2 separate regions of the Homo sapiens genome follow, and region 2 is linked to region 1. A link is a loop called in an ENCODE intact Hi-C map of the cell type or tissue named here. Cell type or tissue: HepG2. All regions are shown on one strand. Links, peaks and the distances in the headings refer to the core of each region. The heading gives the core; the rest is flanking DNA. Region 1 overlaps CTIF (cap binding complex dependent translation initiation factor). Region 2 overlaps CTIF (cap binding complex dependent translation initiation factor).

The links. Peaks named below come from ENCODE experiments on the same cell type or tissue, not always from the same donor. Only the 100,000 strongest peaks of a DNase experiment are listed, where the experiment ranks them.
Region 2: a loop joins it to region 1, with 2.9 times the contacts of the local background. A loop is called at or near these places in 2 of 110 quality-filtered maps.

The regions. Positions count from the first base shown.
Region 1 is chr18:48,573,231-48,578,607 of GRCh38, forward strand. The region is part of intron 1 of CTIF (cap binding complex dependent translation initiation factor); the gene reads left to right. Among named protein-coding and RNA genes, the nearest start is that of CTIF, 37 kb to the left of the region's middle. In HepG2, for the core only: a CTCF peak has its summit at 696; a DNase peak (open chromatin) is centred at 2,951; H3K4me3 peaks cover 1,742 bases.
Region 2 is chr18:48,627,339-48,632,715 of GRCh38, forward strand. All of the region lies in intron 2 of CTIF (cap binding complex dependent translation initiation factor), which reads left to right. Among named protein-coding and RNA genes, the nearest start is that of MIR4743, 41 kb to the right of the region's middle. In HepG2, for the core only: no CTCF peak of the experiment used is centred there; a DNase peak (open chromatin) is centred at 2,803.

The sequences.
Region 1 (5,377 bases), core at 238-5,237:
CAGCCCACAGAGCTGCTGGGGTCAGAGCAGCTTTAAAACACTACGTGCAGGGCTTGGAAGGCCAGCAGAGCACGGGACATCCCTGTGTTTCATGACCTCCCCCTCCCCATTTATTCCAGTCACCTGCCTGGCCCTGTGTCCTCCATGTGACCCAGGCCAGGGGTCTCCAAAATGGCTTACTTTGCAGGAAAAGACAAATGTGTACACTTGGCTCATTGTCTGTTTATTTTTGTACATGTGTAATGTTGCACTGATGTACAGTGTGTACATTTTAAAAACATACCAACAAAGAAATTTAACAAGATAAGTTTCAAAAAGTAAGCATTCTAATATTTTCTTTCTATGACCCAGTGATCACTCAGGCACCCCACTTTTGAATCCCTCTAATTAGATGATGGGGAGTTAATGAAGGCAGGTTTCTGTGACAAAAGCTCCAGGTGGTTTCTGTGACAAAAGCTCCAGGTTGACACATGGTGGCAGGGCGGAGCTTGAGAGGGGTGTGGTTAGGTCAGGTCAGCGGACAAGGGCCATATCCAGCCACCCACGCTGGCCATTCGCAGTGTGCCATCACTGTGCGGGGACGGGAAGGCAGCACACTGCACTGTGAATGTGCAAGTATATCTGAGGACATCCTGCTCACCATGCCTCTGGCCGCCTCTGTATCAGGTGCTGTCCTGGGCCCTCTGACACCCCTGGTGGCTGGTGTCATTACCCAGGGGGAAGGCAGTCGCATCCCCAGCAGTGCTTGGCCATACAGGTCACCTTCCACGGAGTGGAGTCTGGTGTCACCGGGCACCCTCAGGTCTGATTTGCAGTCATCTCACCAGGTCTCACCTCCTCTCAGCAAGACCTCCCCTCACCTCTTCTTTCCTGAAACTGTCTTCCAGCTCCTCCTTCCTGCCGGGGCGGCTTCCTGCTGTCACTCTGAAGAGGGAGGGTCTCTGTTCCTGCCGCTCTTCAGTTCAGACAGATGCCAGCTGCCCGGAGTTGCACCCATTTGGGGATAAATTTATTTTTCTTTCCAAGTGGCTTTGTGGTGAATGGGCTTAAATAATTCCCTGACTATCCTGTTTAAATTTGCTCCCTCTCCCCCAGTTCTTTGCCTCCTCTGTTTTATTTTTCTCCATAGCCTGCATTATCCTGTGCATAAAAACGAGTGCATAATATTGCATTAAAAAAGGAAACAAAATTAATGTCTTAAAACGACCATCCTTTTATTATTTGCTCAGAGTTCTGCACTTTGGGCAGGAGTTTTAGGGGGTAGAGAGTGGGCTGGGAAAAGGTCAGGGCATCTCTGTTCCTTGTGGTTCAGCCCAGGGCCGCTTGGGACCCTCCATTCTTCTCTGCGTGGTGTCTGTGTGTGGTTAGCTTGGGCCTCCTTTCAGCATGGTGTTGTTGGCTTTATTGAAAGGTGACTGGCTTCCCTCAGAACAGAAAAGCAAAAGCTGCTAGACCCGGAGTCACTTGCGCTACGTTTCTGAGCATCCAGCCACACACTGGGAAGTGTGGCGACTATCTCGTCCCCTAGGAGTGTGGTGTGAAATGCTGGGACACTCGATCAATGTTAGCTCTTTCATTAGACACAGCCCTGGACTGTCAGAGACCCAGCTCTTGAGGTAGGTGACTTCCTGTGTGACCTGGCCCAAGACTCACTCCCTCTCTGAATCTTTAAAATGGGGAGAATAGAAATATGGGCTAGCCACATGTCTACCTCAAGGGGCTGCTTGGAGGGCCAAATGAGATAAAGAGTAATAGTGATGACAGGTGTTGGGAACTGGGTATGACCAGGTTTTCAGAATTTTGCTCCTTGGAGCTCCCAGTTCCAGACACAGGGAGCCCCGCCTCTGCCAGGACTCCTGGGGGCAGGGTCCAGGGTGCAGGGGAAAGGTCCCAGCTTCCCCTTTTGAGGTGGCCAAGCAGGCCGCCGTCAGGTCAGCACGTAGGCCTTGAGTCCAGCCACTTTTGTTGAGTGTTTAAAATTTACCAGGGACTTTACATCTTTTACATCTTTTCTCATGTACCCTCAAAACAGTTCTGTAATGCAGGTGATGCTTTGCCCCCCGACAGCTGTTCTATGGCAACACGGCCGAGTAACAGAACCAGAACTCCATCTTCAACCCACTGGGATCCAGACCCCGTGCCTTTTTCCCACAAAGCTGGCCAGTGACAGAGACTCTTGGCAAAATACCAGAATTTTCCTTACTGTGAACACTGCCGACTTTAATTAGATTAATTTTCGATTTTCTTTTGCCTTCAGGGGTTTAAAGCTGACCCAGCTGGATTACAGCAGCGCACTGTGAGTGGAACAGAGTTGCGGTGTCAGGACCTCCAAGCCCTGCAACCCCCAGCACAGGCTTTATTTATCTATGCACCCCCATTGAGAGGCTCCCTCACCCTCTGAGGGGATGGAAGGTCCGTGGAGATGCAGCTTTGCTCTCCCGGGAGGGTCTCTGCCCTCAGGCTCAGACCGGGGCCGTCCTAAAGCCTCCCTGCCCCGGATGCCTTTTGATGAAGGCTGCTTTGTGCACACACATGTGCTGGGCTGTGGCCGCAACCCCAAGCCCTAGTTATCCACAGTAAACACAGAACAGCAACCACCCCGTGCAGCCTTCTCTCTCCAAGGTAAACTGTTGGAGTAAGGGCTTTTGCCTGGACGAAGGCCTAGTCAATGAGAGTGCTTTGCTGACTCTAACTCTTGCTTTTCACCCTGGGGAGCCAACCACAAACATTTGTGGAGACCCACACATGCCAGGCAGGGCCTGTGCTGCAGAAACGTGCACTGTGGAACAATCGGCCTCAGAGAGCCGCCGAAGAACAATGCAGGCTTGTGGATTGTCCCTCCCGGTCCTCGGGCAGCGGCGCCTGTGTACAGAGCACCCAGGTGTGCCCCCTTGCCCTGGCCCGAGAGGCGCCGAGGATGGGGCCTGTGTTTTGGGGGTGTATGGTCACTTGCACTGAGGCTGCCCGGGGCAGGGTTGACCTTTGGAAGATCAAATATGTGGCCTTCTGGGCTTTGCCCAGGCCAGCTGCTGACCCAAGGGAGGAACACTCAGTGTCGCGTGATGTGTTCCCCTGTCCTCTGGCCTGGCCATTGTCATTGCAAAGCTGAAGAGATAGAAGAATTTGCGGTAGCTGGGGAAGGGAGGCGGGGTACTGGTGCCAGTGAAGTCCCTTCTTGAGATGGCCTTTTGGTTCATCTGCGGACCTTGCTGTCTGCCCATTTAGGCGCTGCCCTCACCCTGGGTCCCACTTGCCACTCTGCTCACGTTGAGAGTCCTCTTTCTATGCGGTTCTCTGCTTCAGCCAACACAAACAGCAGAAATAAGCCGGGAGAAGCCACCTCTGAATGGAGGTTCTTTTTCCAGATTCGCTGTGCCAGCCGGGGCGTAACCGTTTAATTGCTGACACTAAGTCTCTCCGTAATACCAAATGAAACAAGGTTCCATGGTGCCCTGAGTACAGGATTTGAGTATGACACTAAGAAAGCAGAGAATAAAAGGACGCAGGGAGGATTCGGTCTGCTCAAATGCACTTTTAAAATTCTCCTATTTACACCGTAATTCCCTATTCTCCTCCATTAACTTGTTTTGGTGGTTTAGGGCTTGTCTTTTGTGTGGTTTTGGTTTTCTGGGCTTCGCCACTGAGGAGAGAACATTCTAGAAGGGTGAAATTGTTAATTATTCTTAAAACTTTGAGAGCTGCTTATGTGGAATATGTCCTATGAGAGCACCTTGATATTGCAAGTCGTGGCCTCCATTCCCCTGGGATGATCTGCGGGGACAGGGTCTGCCCAGAGCCCTGGTGTCAGGGTGTGATACTGACTGAGTTTCACAGGCTGGCCTGGGGGAGCCAGGACTTGAGGTTGGAGACGTGAGGAGAAAATCACAAACAGAAATTGTGGCTCTAGACAAATGCTGCCTCATCCACCTGAGGCGGGGAGTTTGGGTAGATTGGAATCTGACCTGTGTTTCCGCCCCAGGACCAGGTGGTAGCAACGGTATTTAGGTTTTTAAGGTGGGTGATGTCAAAAGCCATGTCCAGAAGAAAATAGTCTTGTTGGCCCTATTCTTTCACCCTAAGAGATTTAATCCAGAGACGGTGTGTAGGATCCTGCTGCTGAGATGCGCCGTTCCTTCCCCGGCTTCTCTCACACCTGGACTTCCCTTCTGCCATATTTTGTTTGTCTTTGGCCAGGACACTGAAGGATAGTGCCATAGCCCCTGCGTGGCCCTCATCTTCAGCTCTTTCTCTAGTACCTATTTTAGATAAAAGCTTTTTTGAGATAAAAAATTCATATAACATAACATTCACCCTTTTGAAGTGGATTTTTTTTGTCTTCTTGTTTCTTTTGTTTGTTTGTTTGAGATAGTCTCGCTTTGTCACCCAGGCTGGAGTGCAGTAGTGCAATCATGGCTTACTGCAGCCTCTATCTCCCAGGATGAAGCAATCCTCTTGCCTCAGCCTCCCAAGTAACTGGGACCACAGGTACACACCACCATGCCTGGCTAATTTTTTTGTAGTTTTTGTAGAGAAGGCATTTCACCATGTTGCCCAGTCTGGCCTCGAACTCCTGGGCTCAAGTGATCCGCCCATCTGGGCCTCCCAGAGTGCTGGGATTACAGGTATGAGCCACTATGTCCAGCCTAAAGTGGATGGTTTTAAATATATTGACGATGTTGTGCAACCCTCAACACTATCTAACCCCAGGACATTTCCTCACCTTTTACGCCCATTACCATAACTCTCATTTTTCCCCAGCTTCCTCAGCCCTAGGCAACCACTTATGTGCTTTCTCTATAGATTTGTCTATTCTGGACATTTTATAAACATGGAGTTATACAATATGTTCTCTTTTGTAACTGGCTTCTTTCACTTAGTGTAATAGTTTCAAGGTTCATCCATGTTGTGGCATATCTCAGCTCTTCATTTTTTTTTTATCACTGAGTAATGTTCCATTAGGTGGTTACTCTACATTTTATGTATTCCTTTGTCAATGGATGGAGCTTTGGGGGTTGTTTCCATATTTTGGCTATTATGAATAATGCTGCTCTGAATGTTCAAGTACAGGTCTTTGTGTGGATGTATGTTTCTAATTCTCTTGGGTATATACCTAGGATTGGAATTGCTGGGTGGTATAGTGACTCTATATTAACCTTTTGAAGAACGCCAGGTTGTATTTCAAAATGGCTGCACCACTTTACAATCGCTTTAGCAATGCTTGAGGGTTCCAGTTTCTCTACATCCTCACCAACACTTGTTATTATGTCTTTTTGATTATAGTCATCCTAGTGGGTGTAAAGTGGTATCTCATTGTGGTTTTGATTTGCATTTCCCTGATGACTAATGACGTTGAACATCTTTTCATGTGCTTTTTAGT
Region 2 (5,377 bases), core at 275-5,274, 54 kb after region 1:
AGACAGACAATAGAGGGAGAAGGAAATGGGATGTTAGAAGGTGATGAATGCATGAGGGAGGCAGGAAGTGAGTGGGGAAGGCTCGCTTAGGAGTGAGGATTTGGGCAAGGTGACTCACGCCTGTAATCCCAGCACTTTAGAAATCTGAGACAGGTGGATCACTTGAGCCCAGGAGTTCGAGGCCAGCCTGGGCAACATGGTGAAACTCAGTCTCTACTATAAATACAAAAATTAGCTGGGCATGATGGTGCATGCCTGTGATCCCAGCTACTGGGGAGGCTGAGGTGGGAGGATCACCTGAGCCCAGGACCCAGAGGTTGCAGTGAGCTGAGATCACACCCCTTCACTCCAGCCTGGGCAAGAGAGTGAGACCCTGTCTCAAAACAAACAAACAAAAAACAGAAAGAAAGAAAAAGAAAGAAGACAGGGTTGGGGGGGAGGGTGGGGAGGAAGGAAGGGAGGGAGGGAGGGAGTGAGGATTTGAAGGAGGTGAGAGTGAGGCCACCTGGGAAAGGGTATCCAGGCAGAGGGAGTGGCCAGGGCAAAACTCTGGTGTGGGGCATACCACACAGTCAAACGGGATCCCTCTGAATGCTATGTAGAGAATAGGCTATGGTAGGGGGTCAGCAAGAGAGGAAGCAGAGACCAGGAAGCCGTCTCCTTGCTGCAGGGGAGAGGCAATGGAGACTGGGGCCGTGTGGTCACTGGAGGTGATGAGATGCCTTCAGAGTCTAGGTATGCTTGGAAAGTGCTGACACTGTGATTGACCCTGAAGATTTTAGCCTGAGCAAATAGGATAGACTTTGCAGAAATGAGCTATGCAAGACCCTGGAAGAGCAGCTCTGGGGGGCAAAGGTCAAGAGTCCCGTTTGGGCATGAAAGGTTTAAGATAGTATTAGTCACCTTAGAGGAGATGTTGGTCCACCAGTTCGATGCACATTGGTGGTGTTCAGAGGAGGATAATGAGCTGGGTGCTGCTTTAAGCCCAGGGGGTGAGGAAGTTTACAGGAGAGGATCAAAGATTGAGCCTTGACTTAAGAAGTTGGGGAGATGAGGAGGAAGTAACAAAGGAGACTGTTTGCATTGTTTCTCACATGTTAACTCATTTAGTCTTGAAGATGTTGTTATTATTACCATCTTACAAGGGAGGAAACTGAAGCACAGAGAGGTTGACTTAAGCTTCCTGAGGCCACACAGCAAGTACATGGCAAGACTGGGGTTTGAAACAGGCAGCCTGTCTCCACGTACCATCCACTTATCCTCTCTGCTATTGGTAGACCTATTATTATTACAGATGGGGGAAACTTCGTCCTGGGGATGAAGCGATTTGCCCAAGGTCATAGAGTAAGTGGCGGAGCTGAGATCTGAATTCAGGACTCTCTGCTTCAAGAACTCAAGCTCCTAATCACGCAAGCATTCTCTACAACAGGAAAGTTGTTTGTTCCTTAAAAGATGGGAGCAAAAGCCTCCCTCTCTCTCTCTCAAATCTCAGCCATCAGCAGCATCCTGTCCCTCTTAGCACAGGTCTTTTCTAAAATATCACTGGATAGAGAATGAGCTGCCAGCCAGCCTTGGGTCCCACATCAGGGTCTTGGTTCTCCTCCCCATGTCAGTAAGCCCATGTGCCCAGGAGAAAGGAAGATGTCATGCACACTCCTGTCTTTGAGAAGTTGGGTCTTCAGGCTAGCAGGATTCTGACTGGGGTCTGTGAGACTGGGAGGAAGCCATTTCCCTTCAGCCTCAAGTCTCCCTTCAGGGAAATGAAGGCATTGGTGAGAGCCCTGGTTGCATTGTGCAGCCCCCACCTGGCACAGGTTTTACACACAGAGGTCACATTCCACCACCACCTATGCATTCAGACACTGGGGAAGACCTGGCCTGTGGACCCCCAAAATCCCCCCTGGGTGTCTGACGCCACCCTCGGTTAAGAAGCCCTGGGTAAGATGACCTTTAAAATAACTATGCATTTTGAAATAATTTCAAATATACATAGAAATTACAATAATAGTGCAAACAATTCTTGCATATCCGATTAACATCTTACTACATTTGTACCCACACTCTCTCTCTAAATATATCTTATGATATATATAATTTATACATATAATTGTATGTAAAACTTCTTTCTAAATCATTTGAGAGTTAGTTCCAGACATGATGCCCCTGTATCCCTTGACACTCCAGTGTGTATTTCCTCAGAACAAGGACATGATACAGTATAGGAAATGAACATTGATAGAATGCTGTGATTAAACCTACAGCTCTTTCAGCAATTTTCCCAGTAATATTGTTTAGAGCAAAAAAAAAAAAAAATTGGCTGTGATCTTTGTCTAATCCAAGATGACATATTGTGTTTAATATCAGTCATTTTTCCTGGGTCTTTGAATGATCCCTATTTCTGTCCTTTGCTCATGCTGCCACTTTTTGGCTGTGTATTCCTGGGTGAGTTACTTAACCACACTGTGCTTCAGTCTCCATGTTTGCTAATTAGAGAAGGTAAGAGTGCCTCAGCAGCCATGAAGAGTAAATGTTAGTAAGTGCAATGGACTTAGAACAGTGCCTAGATTTAAGAGAAGTCTTTATATAGTCTGGTGATTAATTCTTTGCTACACAGCAGGCTCCCCTTATCCACTGTTTTGCTTTCCATGGTTTTAGTTACCCACGGTCAACTACAGTCCAAAAATGTCAAATGAAAAATTCCAGAAATAAACAATTTATACATTTTAAATTGTATGGCATTCCAAGCAGTATGATGAAATCTCATGCTGTCTCTCCCGGGACATGAATCATCCCTTTGTCCAGCGTTTCTAGGCTGTATCCTCTACCTGCGCGTCACTGCCCAGCCCAGAGTCACTGAGCAGACATCTCTGTTACAGGATCACAAACAGATGTAGGGCTTTTTACCACCCACGGTTTCAGGCATCCACTAGGGAATCTTGGAATGGATCCCTCAGGGTTGGGGGGGTGGGCGACTGTGCATGTTGCAAGTAGCTTCTCACTTGTCTTTATTTGTTCATGATTTCTTTTGTCGCTTAGAAGTTTGAAATTTTGATGTAGTTTAAAATTTGCATCTCAGATTTCAATCACCTTGGAATGTGTTTTCCAAGAATAGTGCAAGGCAGATATCTAAGGTCAATTTTTCAATGGCTGGGTGGTTGTCTCAATACCATGTATTTATTGATGAGTCTCTCCCTCAATTCAAAACACAATCCTTACCTATATGAGGTTCCCATTTGTACATTAATTTGCTTGTGGGTGCAGTTTTATCAGTTGATCTGCTCTTTTATTCCTGTACTGGTTCAACAGCTTTTTTGTCTCTAGCTTTTTTTTTTTTTTTAATTAATTTATTTATTTTGAGTTGGAGTCTCGCTCTGTTGCCCAGGCTGGAGTGCGGTGGCGCGATCTCTGCTTACTGCAAGCTCTGCCTCCCGAGTTCATGCCATTCTCCTGCCTCAGCCTCCCAAGTAGCTGGGACTACAGGTGCCTGCAACCACGCCTGGCTAATTTTTTTGTATTTTTTAGTAGAGACGGGGTTTCACCGTGTTAGCCAGGATGGTCTTGATCTCCTGAACTCGTGATCCACCCTCCTCAGCCTCCCAAAGTGCTGGGATTACAGGCATGAGCCACCGCACCCAGCCCGGGCTCTAGCTTTATGAGATACTTTGATATCTGGTAGGGCTGGTCTCTTGGAGGAGTTTTAGGCACCACTGAAATGGGGGCCTGGTCTAGCTTTAGCACCTCCAGCCTCCCACACTCTGAGCTTCTTGCTTCTCTCTCCTCCTCCTCCAATGCTCAGTACCCTGGGGTCTCCCCAATCTTTCCCAATCTCTGCTCATAAAACACTGGCCGGGTGTGGTGGCTCCCACCTGTAATCCTAGCACTTGGGAGGCCAAGGCAGGTGGATCACCTGAGCTCAGGAGTTTGAGACCATCCAGGGCAACATGGTGAAACCCTGTCTCTACTAAAAATACAAAAAAATTAACCGGGTGTGGTGGAGAACGCCTGTAGTCCCAGCTACTTGGGAGGCTGAGGCAGGAGAATTGCTTGAGCCCCAGAGGGGAAGGTTGCAGTGAGCCAAGATTGTGCCACTGCACTCCAGCTTGGGCCAGAGTGAGACTCCGTCTCAAAAACAAGACAAACAAACAATAAAACACTCTTCATCCTGGGATGTAAAGACAAATAGCTTATTTTCATTGTTTTTTATTGTGAAATACTTAAGATGGACTGATAACAGAGAATAATAAAATGCACATCTATTTTGAGTGGAGAACAAACACCTGTACTCTCATGTTTATTAAGTCTTAACCCTGTGTCATGTTTGTTCCAGGTTTTTAAATTAAGACACGAATTTTAATAGCTGTGGTTGAGGCCTTTAAACCACTCTTGTGAATTTGATGCTCATCGTTCCCATATCTAACAAACTTCCCACGTTTCCCGCCTTTCTGTTTGATGACCTTTTCAAGTAAGACACCACCTTTACCCCCAAGAGAACTTAAAGGTTCAGGAGGCTCAAAGCTGTAAGCCTGTTTGCCTTGAAAGGGAAATGTGTGGGATTTCAAGCCCTGGCCCGGACTGAGGAGCGGGTCTGGAGAGGTGGACCCTTCTTCATTCTTGACTCATCTCCTATAGATCAGGACAGGTTCTGGGGAGGTCCATTTCTGGAGATTTTCTAGGCGGTGTCTCAGAGAAGGCAAACGGGAGGCAGGAGGTGGTGGTGCCTGTGCCACAAGAAGCTGGTGTTGAGAGCAGAATCCCAGCAGGGATGGGGAGGAACTTCGGAATAGGGAAGGGAGGGCTACCAGAGGGCCTTTAGGGCCAGGGAAGAAGCGTGTCTCTGATGGAGGGGATTCAGGCAGTAGCCCTGGACAGGTTGCCTCTGGGGCTACTGCTGGGCTGGGGTTTGAGATGGAGCCCCACAAGCCCAGTGGGTAGAGCTTGCTGTGCTAAGTGTGATCATTCACACTTCACTCCTCCCCATTTACACAGTCACACGCAGGGCCACAGTCCCTCCTCCTGCTGGGGGTTGTGCCCGCCTCCGGCTTTGTTGGGTCTCTGGAATGAGGCTCTGTGGACTCCACCATCTTGCTGGCTTTCTTGTGCACAGATCACCCGCTTTGCCTGCTGCTCATCTGTTCCACACTCTGAGATCCACTGCTTCATTTCCATCTCTACCACCACTGCTAATGAACCCCAATGTGGGACCCTCCTTCCCCACTTCCCCCCTGGGCCAGTTCAGCCTCCCCTAACAGAAGCCTTCAACCCCTGCATATGGAGGAAGTGTCTCTGAGTTCTTTAGCCTGACAGCCGCCATCTGCCCTAAGCTGGCCACGTTCTACTGAGCCTGTTGCCCCTCTTGGGCACCTCACTCTTCTCTGGG